Regions from separate parts of the Homo sapiens genome. Here region 2 is linked to region 1. Evidence: chromatin loops called from intact Hi-C (ENCODE). Cell type or tissue: Calu3. All regions are shown on one strand.

Region 1 (4,000 bases):
ATAGTTAAAGGCTAAGGCTGTGAAGATGACTTGTGGGCTCCAATCCCCAACTCTGCCACTTACTGGCTTTGAAATCTTGGGCAAAGTATTAAACATCTTTGGTTTTTTGTTGTTTGTTTGTTTTTGCAACATATTCTTGCTCTGTTGCCCAGGCTGGAGTGTAGTGGCGTGATCTCAGCTCACTGTAACCTCCACCTCCTGGGTTCGAACCATTCTTCTGCCTCAGTGTCCCCAGTAGCTGAGACTACAGGTGCACACCATCACACCCGTCTAATGTTTGTATTTTTAGTAGAGATGGGGTTTCACCATGTTGGCCAGGCTGGTCTCAAACTCCTAGCCTCAAGCAATCCACCCGCCTCAGCCTCCCAAACTGCTGGGATTACAGGCCTGAGCCACTATGCCCGGCCTCAAACATCTTTGTGCCCAGTTTCCTCACATGAAACGTAATAATACTTCCCTCATAGGATTAGTACAGGTAAATGAGCTTGTACATGTGAAGCACTGAGGAAGGCACCCAGTATATAGTAAGAACTCCATAAATGGTCATGACCATTGTTAATGAGTTCTTATGCTAGACCAGTGTCTAGCATCTCACAGCTAGCAAGTTTCAGACTGTAATATGAACACATGTGTGTGAGACTCCAAAGCTCATGCTTTTTCCACATCTTGGTTGAATTAGAAAGTGGCAATGATAAGCGGGCAGGAGGGACATGAGTCTGTTCATCTTTCCTTCTTCCTTGAAATCCTGTTCTCTCATCCCCTCCCCCAGTACCTCTAAAATTCCTAACTGTAGTGATGCTGTGGAGCACACCCAGATCACCCTCTTCGGCCCAAGGCACCTATCCTTCCTTTCCCCTCCCCTGTTCTGGGGTTATAATTTAATAATAATTTGACTGTTTATGGCTCACAACTGCATCCCTCTCTGGGAATTATTTTTGGTCAAAGGTAGCTGCCTCACCCAAGGTTATGTCCCATCCTCAGGGACTGCTTATATCTAATCACCATTTTATGTGAGTTTGAGTCTCCAGGCTCTCCTGCTTTAACTCAGGACACCTCTGAAGGGCCATCCCACTTGCAGAGCTCTCTGTGGGATCAGCAGAGGTCTCTGTTGCCACTGATTCCTCTTCCCAATCATGCTTTTCTTACTCCCTTACAAGTGCTGCTCCAGGAGCATGAATCAATAATCCTGCTACATGCAAACCTCCATCTCAGCATCTGTTTCCAGGAAACCCAACCTAGGACTTGGTACTGGAAGTATTCTTAGGAGGCAGCTCTGCAGTGGGGCTTTGGAAGGGGCTCAGCAGACGGAGTATCAAAAGCTCCTGGCAGCTGTAGCAGTTCAATTGTTCATGAGAGGTTAAGGAGTATAGGATACCGGTGGAAAGGAACGCTCTGAAGGATACTATTGTCTCAGGCATTTGAGAAGCATGGAGGAAGTGGTGCTTTTAAGGACCATGGAATTAGATGTCTGTTGCTGGGTATTATTGATGCATTAGAAAAAAGACAATGAAGACAATGGTGATTAATCACCAACTTAAGAAGTGCAAGTTATAGACTGTCCTTGGCTGCGTATAAAGAGGTTCATCTTCTGCAGCTAGAGGGCAGAAAAAGCTAAGCATCAAACATTAGACTTAATTAGAAAGGGGGTGAAGTCCAGAAGTTTGTACTCTCAAATCTGATTTGATTATCACACCTTGATTGGAAAGGACCTGGGACTTAAGAACATCTGGGTCAATGCAATCAAGAACTCTGAAATCTGAGTCTGCTGAACCCTTTGAGCCTGAAGAAGTGGCCCACTCCTCTCTGTTGAAGACTAGTTGAAGGCTGGCCCTTATAATCTTTCTTAAGGATGTTGCAGAAGTCTCTACCTAGCAAGATAAATACACTCTGGCCTGTCACAGTGGCTCACGCCTGTGATACCAACACTTTGAAAGGCCAAGACAGGTGGATCACTTGAATCAGGAGTTCAAGACCAGCCTGACCAACATGGTGAAACCCCATCTCTACTAAAAATACAAAAATTAGCTGGGTGTGGTGGTGTGCGCCTGCAATCCCAACTACTTGGGAGGCTGAGGCAGGATAATTGCTTGAACCTGGGAGGCGGAGGTTGCAGTGAGCTGATATTGCACCATTGCACTTCAGCCTGGGCAACAGAACAAGACTGTCTTCTCAAAAAAAAAAAAAAAAAAGAAAAAAGATAAATACATTCCAGATGATGGGAAATAATCCTTATGAAGGTTGAAGGTTCAGGAGCTTAAAGTTTACAGTGACTTTTTTTTAAGGACATATAAGGCTATCCCCTCAAAAATAAAGGACAAATTATTGCATCTCATATCTGCCACACCTAAGAAAGAAGGACAATGCTTTTAGTCCTTTTAAGATTTTGGAGACAGCTTATCCACTCTGTGTGTCACCATACTCCTTCTTTATACTCTACATCCTGTGATGCCCCATTTAGGATCCTATGGTAACTAGTAATGTATCTTCACATTACATATGTTTAAAAATACACAATAAAGTGTTTTAACCAATATGAAGAAAATAAGGTAATTTGTAAAATTAGTACATATCTTGACATGCAAATACTTTGATTTAACTACACTGAAAGACATAAGTAAGTATTGTAATCAGATTTTTTGAACCTATATCTTTAAGGTTATTGAACCTATATCTTTGAACCTATCAATTGTGATAATTACAATATAGATTGATACATAGTTGAGTTACTCAAATACCAAGGATATTATCAATTATATGGTTTTTCAAAATGGTGATTAGCTCTTGGTAAAGTTTCAAACATTAAAAGTGCAATTATGGCCAGGCGCAGTAGCTCATGCTTGTATTCTCAGTACTTTGGGTGGCCAAGACGGGTAGATAGCTTGAGGTCAGGAGTTCGAGACCAGCCTGGACAACGTGGTGAAACTCCGTCTCTACTAAAAATACAAAAATTAGCTGGGCATGGTGCCAGGCACCTGTAATTCCAGCTGCTTGGGAGGCTGAAGCAGGACAATCACTTGAACCCAGCAGGCAGAGGTTGTAGTAAGCCAAAATCACACCACCGCACTCCAGCCTGGGTGACAGACTGAGACTCCGTCTCAAAAAAAAAAAGAAAGTGCAATTATTTATCAGGTACTTACATTACTGGAAAAAAAATCAATGTATATTGAAACCTTGAAAATAAAATCCTCTGTTTACATATAAAATAGAGTAAGCTTCCACATTCAGTTAATTATAAACAGATTTTTACCTACTGTCCAGCAGGAGATTCAAAAGACGTGCAATGTTAATTAATTCTTAATTGTATGGAAATGTTTTTTCATTGAAGGATACTAAATGCCAATAGTACTTCCAATCATTGTGATAACCAAAAATGCCCCCCTTTGAGGAAGTACCTATCCTGATAAGAACCACAGCTCTAATATGTCTGAATTTCTCCTGTTTCCTTTGCCACTCATTACATGCTAGTTTCTCAAGGTATCAGCTGTCTGTTAGTAACCCCAAATCCATATCTCCAGCATCATTATCTTCTTAAACTTTAGATGTGTATTTTCAATTTTCTGAAGGATATAGAATCTGAAAACCTCACCCATACATCAGACTGAACCTGTCCACCTCATTTTGTTAACTTTTACATAAATCTATTTATATTTCTGTTGTCTTAATCTGTGCCATTCTCATATACTCAATCATGCAAGTTAGCACCCTGGGTATCATCTTTGTTTCCTCCCAACTCTTACTCCCACATCAACGCAATCAGTAAGACCTTCTGATTTTGCCATCATCTCTCCATTCTATAACCATTGCACGTCATACAGAAAACAGTAACCTAACAACCAGAAGAAAATAGCTGGATTGTAAATGTGATCATGTTATCTTCCTGATTTAAACTCTTCAGACAGGACTAATGTCTCTTCTGTGTTCATAAATAACACCTTGCATGTACTTCAATCATTGCCTGTGCCACATTGTATTATAATTACCTGTTTGTATTTCTGCCCCA
Region 2 (4,000 bases), 89 kb after region 1:
TAAAAAAAAAAGAATAATATCAATCCTCTGGAGTTATTTTGGGAATCCAGTAGAATAATACTAATAAAGTTCTTGGCATGGGCTGGGTGTGGTGGCTTACGCCTGTTAATCCCAGCATTTTGGGAGGCCGAGGCAGGTGGATCATGAGGTCAGGAGATCAAGACCATCCTGGTTAACATGGTGAAATCCCATCTGTACTAAAAATACAAAAAATTAGCTGGGCGTGGTGGCAGGTGCCTGTAGTCCTGGCTACTTGGGAGGCTGAGGCAGGAGAATTGCTTGAACCTGGGAGGTGGAGGTTGCAGTGAGCCGAGGTTGCAGTGAGCCGAGATCGCACCACTGCACTCCAGCCTGGGCAACAGAGGGAGATTCCATCTCAAAAAAAAAAAAAAGTTCTTGGCATGATACCAATCAAGTTCAATATATAGTAGCTATTTTTATTGTTATCAGGCTTAAATATATATCTTGGTGTATAGTTTCTTTACATAAAATTGGAATCATACTTTTGAGTTCCTTATTTCATTTTTGCCATATTCATATGATACTATAAACATTTTCCTATGTAGTGGTAGTTAAAAGCATGAATAAAAATTAAAGTTAGACAAATCTGGACTCAAATTCAGGTTCCATTATCTACTACATATGCAACTTCAAACAAATACGTAACTTCTCTATGCCTCAATTTTCTCAACCTTGAAGTGGAATAATCATAGCAACTGTCTCACAGGGTTGTTATGAAAATTCAGGCAAAATTCTTGGTGCAATATTTGGAATATGCTAAAAACACATTTAACTTTAACTATTATCTGAAAATTACATTATATAGATGCTGCACATTTATGTTCTTTCTAATCTTTCACAACAGTAAATAGTGAAATCTTGGTCTCTGTCTTGTTTATGAGTCTTGGTCAATGTCTTTAGTTGTTTCCTTAAATACAAGGGCTAATAATACATTTCCAGGAGGCCTTTTATTTTCAAGTAAAATCTTAATTAGTGGGGATGATAAATAAAACCTATAAATAAAGGGGTGCTCAGAGACTGAAATAAATGGTAAAACAGGCAACAAATTATGCATGTTTTTCCTTGGTAAACTGAGATGGTGCTCCTTATGAGAGAGGTTTGAAAATCACTGAGCAAAAAACAAATCAATAATGTTAAAATTTTTTCTCTCACTGGAACAAACAATGGATTGGCTGTATATAGTTTTTCTGGTGCTGTACTGTAGGCAAAGGCAAAACAATAGTAATGTGGCTATTTAAGCATTCCATATTTAAGAAGAAATTCAAGCACTATAAGCCCCTTATTTCTTTCACAGAGAGGTCAAGCTAAACATAAATAGTTCCGTTAACTCCATGTAATACAAATGGTCAATAGATTTTAATGCCACTAGATGTAACACTTAAGAAATAAACTAGAATGTTCAAAACCCCATTCTACCACGGAAACTGAAATATGATTTTGGCTACAACTGCCTGATTTTCTATGATTCTCTATTATCCTAGCACTCCAACAGTTAATCTATTCATAAGTATGAGTCAAATAAATGGTGCTTCTAACATAATTTGACTGAAAATGTCCCATAGCAAACTTAATCAAAGCTTCAACAGAAGTTCCTAAAATGTAACTTCCTATTCATTCGTAGCTAGTCAAAGTAATGTCTCCATAATACAATTTAGGCAAAACATCCATAAACTTTTCACAATTCAAATAAACCAAAAAATTTTTAAACTTTAGATCCAAATAAGATTACGGAATTTTAAACTGAATGTGCTCTATAAAGAGATAACCAGTTCAGTTCTAACATTCAGATTCCTGAGGTTTTCTAAAACAATCAACTCTGCTGAAAAAAAAAAAATAAATAAAATAAAATAAAACATAAAATGTGCTTTAGTTTGCCTTTACATAAAAAATGGTTTTTGGCAAATTCGAAATATTGAAAAGTAAATATAAAACAAAACAATATAAATTGGTACAAACAATATAAATTATATGACAGAAAACTCACAATATAAATTATAAATTTAAACTTCTCCAAGCTTGCTAGGGTATAATAGTCTGCATTGAAGGTATCAAGCCTGAAACTACAGCTCGTTTTTAAAACAGGTGTCCAAGAGAATGTCACTTGATCTAAAGTCTTCTTGCTTTGGTTAAGTAATAGTGACACTGAGGCCAAGAACTAGAATTATGCTTTGACTAGGCCTCTGAACTGACCACAATCGATTCAAGCTGCTTAAGCATTTGAGCACCAGGCAAATGTGCTATGTTAATTACTGTTACATGATCTTGACATGAACTAATCCCCATTCCTATTAACTTCCTTAGTAAATGAAGCTTTAATGCTTAACTGATAACAAGTACTGGATAATCCAGAACAATATAAAATTTAACAGATGAGGGAGCAATAAGTGATGGCTACTCATGTTAGCATAATACATATTTATTTTACACGGCAGGATGACTGTGCATTAAAATTGCATACTGGCCTGGCATTAAATTTAAAACCAAGGCAGGTAGGGGTGGTGAAATGTAATTTCTACTTTGATCTTCACATTTTCTCCATATTAAGTAAGTTTTTTAGAAGTGCCGGAAGTGGTGATTACAGGATATCATGGAATTTGATAACTACACAACATGAATCAGCAACTGATGTGGTATGACATTTTGTTAACTCACCCAGTAATTACTTGCTTACAATAGCATACAAATAACAGCAGTGACTCCTGTCTCCACAAAGGTGTTTTTATCCAGAATATAGTATCCCTAAGCATCAGTCTAGGCAACCAAAGTACTGTAACTTACAGAAGCAATGTTACAAGTCAGAGTTTGTTTCTATTTTATCGATATTAAACCAAAAATATAACAGCTAAATGCAGGTAGTACTAAAACATTGTTTTCTTTATTAGGATAAAGCAGCAACATACCAGATCTTACATTAGTTTAAATATTTCTATAAGACAGAGACCCCATACTAGCACTTTCAGGAAAATGACTAACCAAATTGACATTATGGCCTAAATGATGAATGGGTCTAGAGTCATGCATGATCTATGCAGTTAAACATTTACTGAATGCCTTCTGTGTGTTGAATACTGCTCTAGACTTTGGAAACCTTTACTGATTTTCCCTTTCTCCCCATAACCACTATTACTACTACCACTGCTGCTGGCTAATTCTTACTAAGCAGGTGCTCACTCTGAAAAATACAATTTAAAGGAAAAATAGCAGCTTACAAAATACTGTATTAGGATTCCATTTTTGTAAAATAATATCTGTCCTTATGTGTGAATGTTTTAAAAGTCTGAAAGAAAACAGATAATAGAGGTTACCTTGGGAGGTGGGATTATGTGTGAACTTTGTTTTTTGTTTTCTGTGTTTCTATGTTTTTTAAACGTCACAATGAACATTGACTACCTTTAAAACAAACAAACAAAAAAACTATTCAGTTTTGAATGGCATACTGTGTGCTATGTTCTTGACACATATATTATTCAATTAATAGTAGGCTAAAGAGAGGGGTGTTTATATTTGACTCTAAATGAAGTATTGAGGTTTCCTGACTCCATTTTAAATATTACCTAGAAACATTATGCTATAATTATGTAATAGAAGAGATGAAAATGCAATTAAGTTTTAACCTTATTCAACTTTAGAGAAGCCACTGTTTCAATTATTTCAAAGTAGGATAAATTTAAAAAGAAGAGAGCTTGAGAAGTCACTTCAAAGGACCATTTGTTATTGCCAACAAGGCAACTCACGAAGTGCAACAAGGTCCTTTGGGTGGGATGCCTGCAATCAGCACTGGTGCCTACACCACCTAACATTCTAAAAGCCCCTTATTCAGAAATACTCAGAGATTCAATAAGCTGCAGTACAGTGCATTCTTAAGATCTGAGACTTTTTCTTCTTGTAATTTAAGAGACAATAAAATAGATTGGGATAAAACGTATTTTAAAGAAGCAGGTCATTACGTAATCTAACATTCAAAACATTTATGAATAGG

The links. Peaks named below come from ENCODE experiments on the same cell type or tissue, not always from the same donor. Only the 100,000 strongest peaks of a DNase experiment are listed, where the experiment ranks them.
Region 2: it touches region 1 in a loop (3-fold over the local background); 1 of 110 quality-filtered maps calls a loop at or near these places.

The regions. Positions count from the first base shown.
Region 1 is chr4:94,729,575-94,733,574 of GRCh38, reverse strand. No RefSeq gene overlaps it. Among named protein-coding and RNA genes, the nearest start is that of BMPR1B-DT, 26 kb to the left of the region's middle. In Calu3, a CTCF peak has its summit at 1,557; no DNase peak of the experiment used is centred here.
Region 2 is chr4:94,640,922-94,644,921 of GRCh38, reverse strand. The region is part of intron 9 of PDLIM5 (PDZ and LIM domain 5); the gene reads right to left. Among named protein-coding and RNA genes, the nearest start is that of BMPR1B-DT, 110 kb to the left of the region's middle. In Calu3, no CTCF peak of the experiment used is centred here; a DNase peak (open chromatin) is centred at 2,221.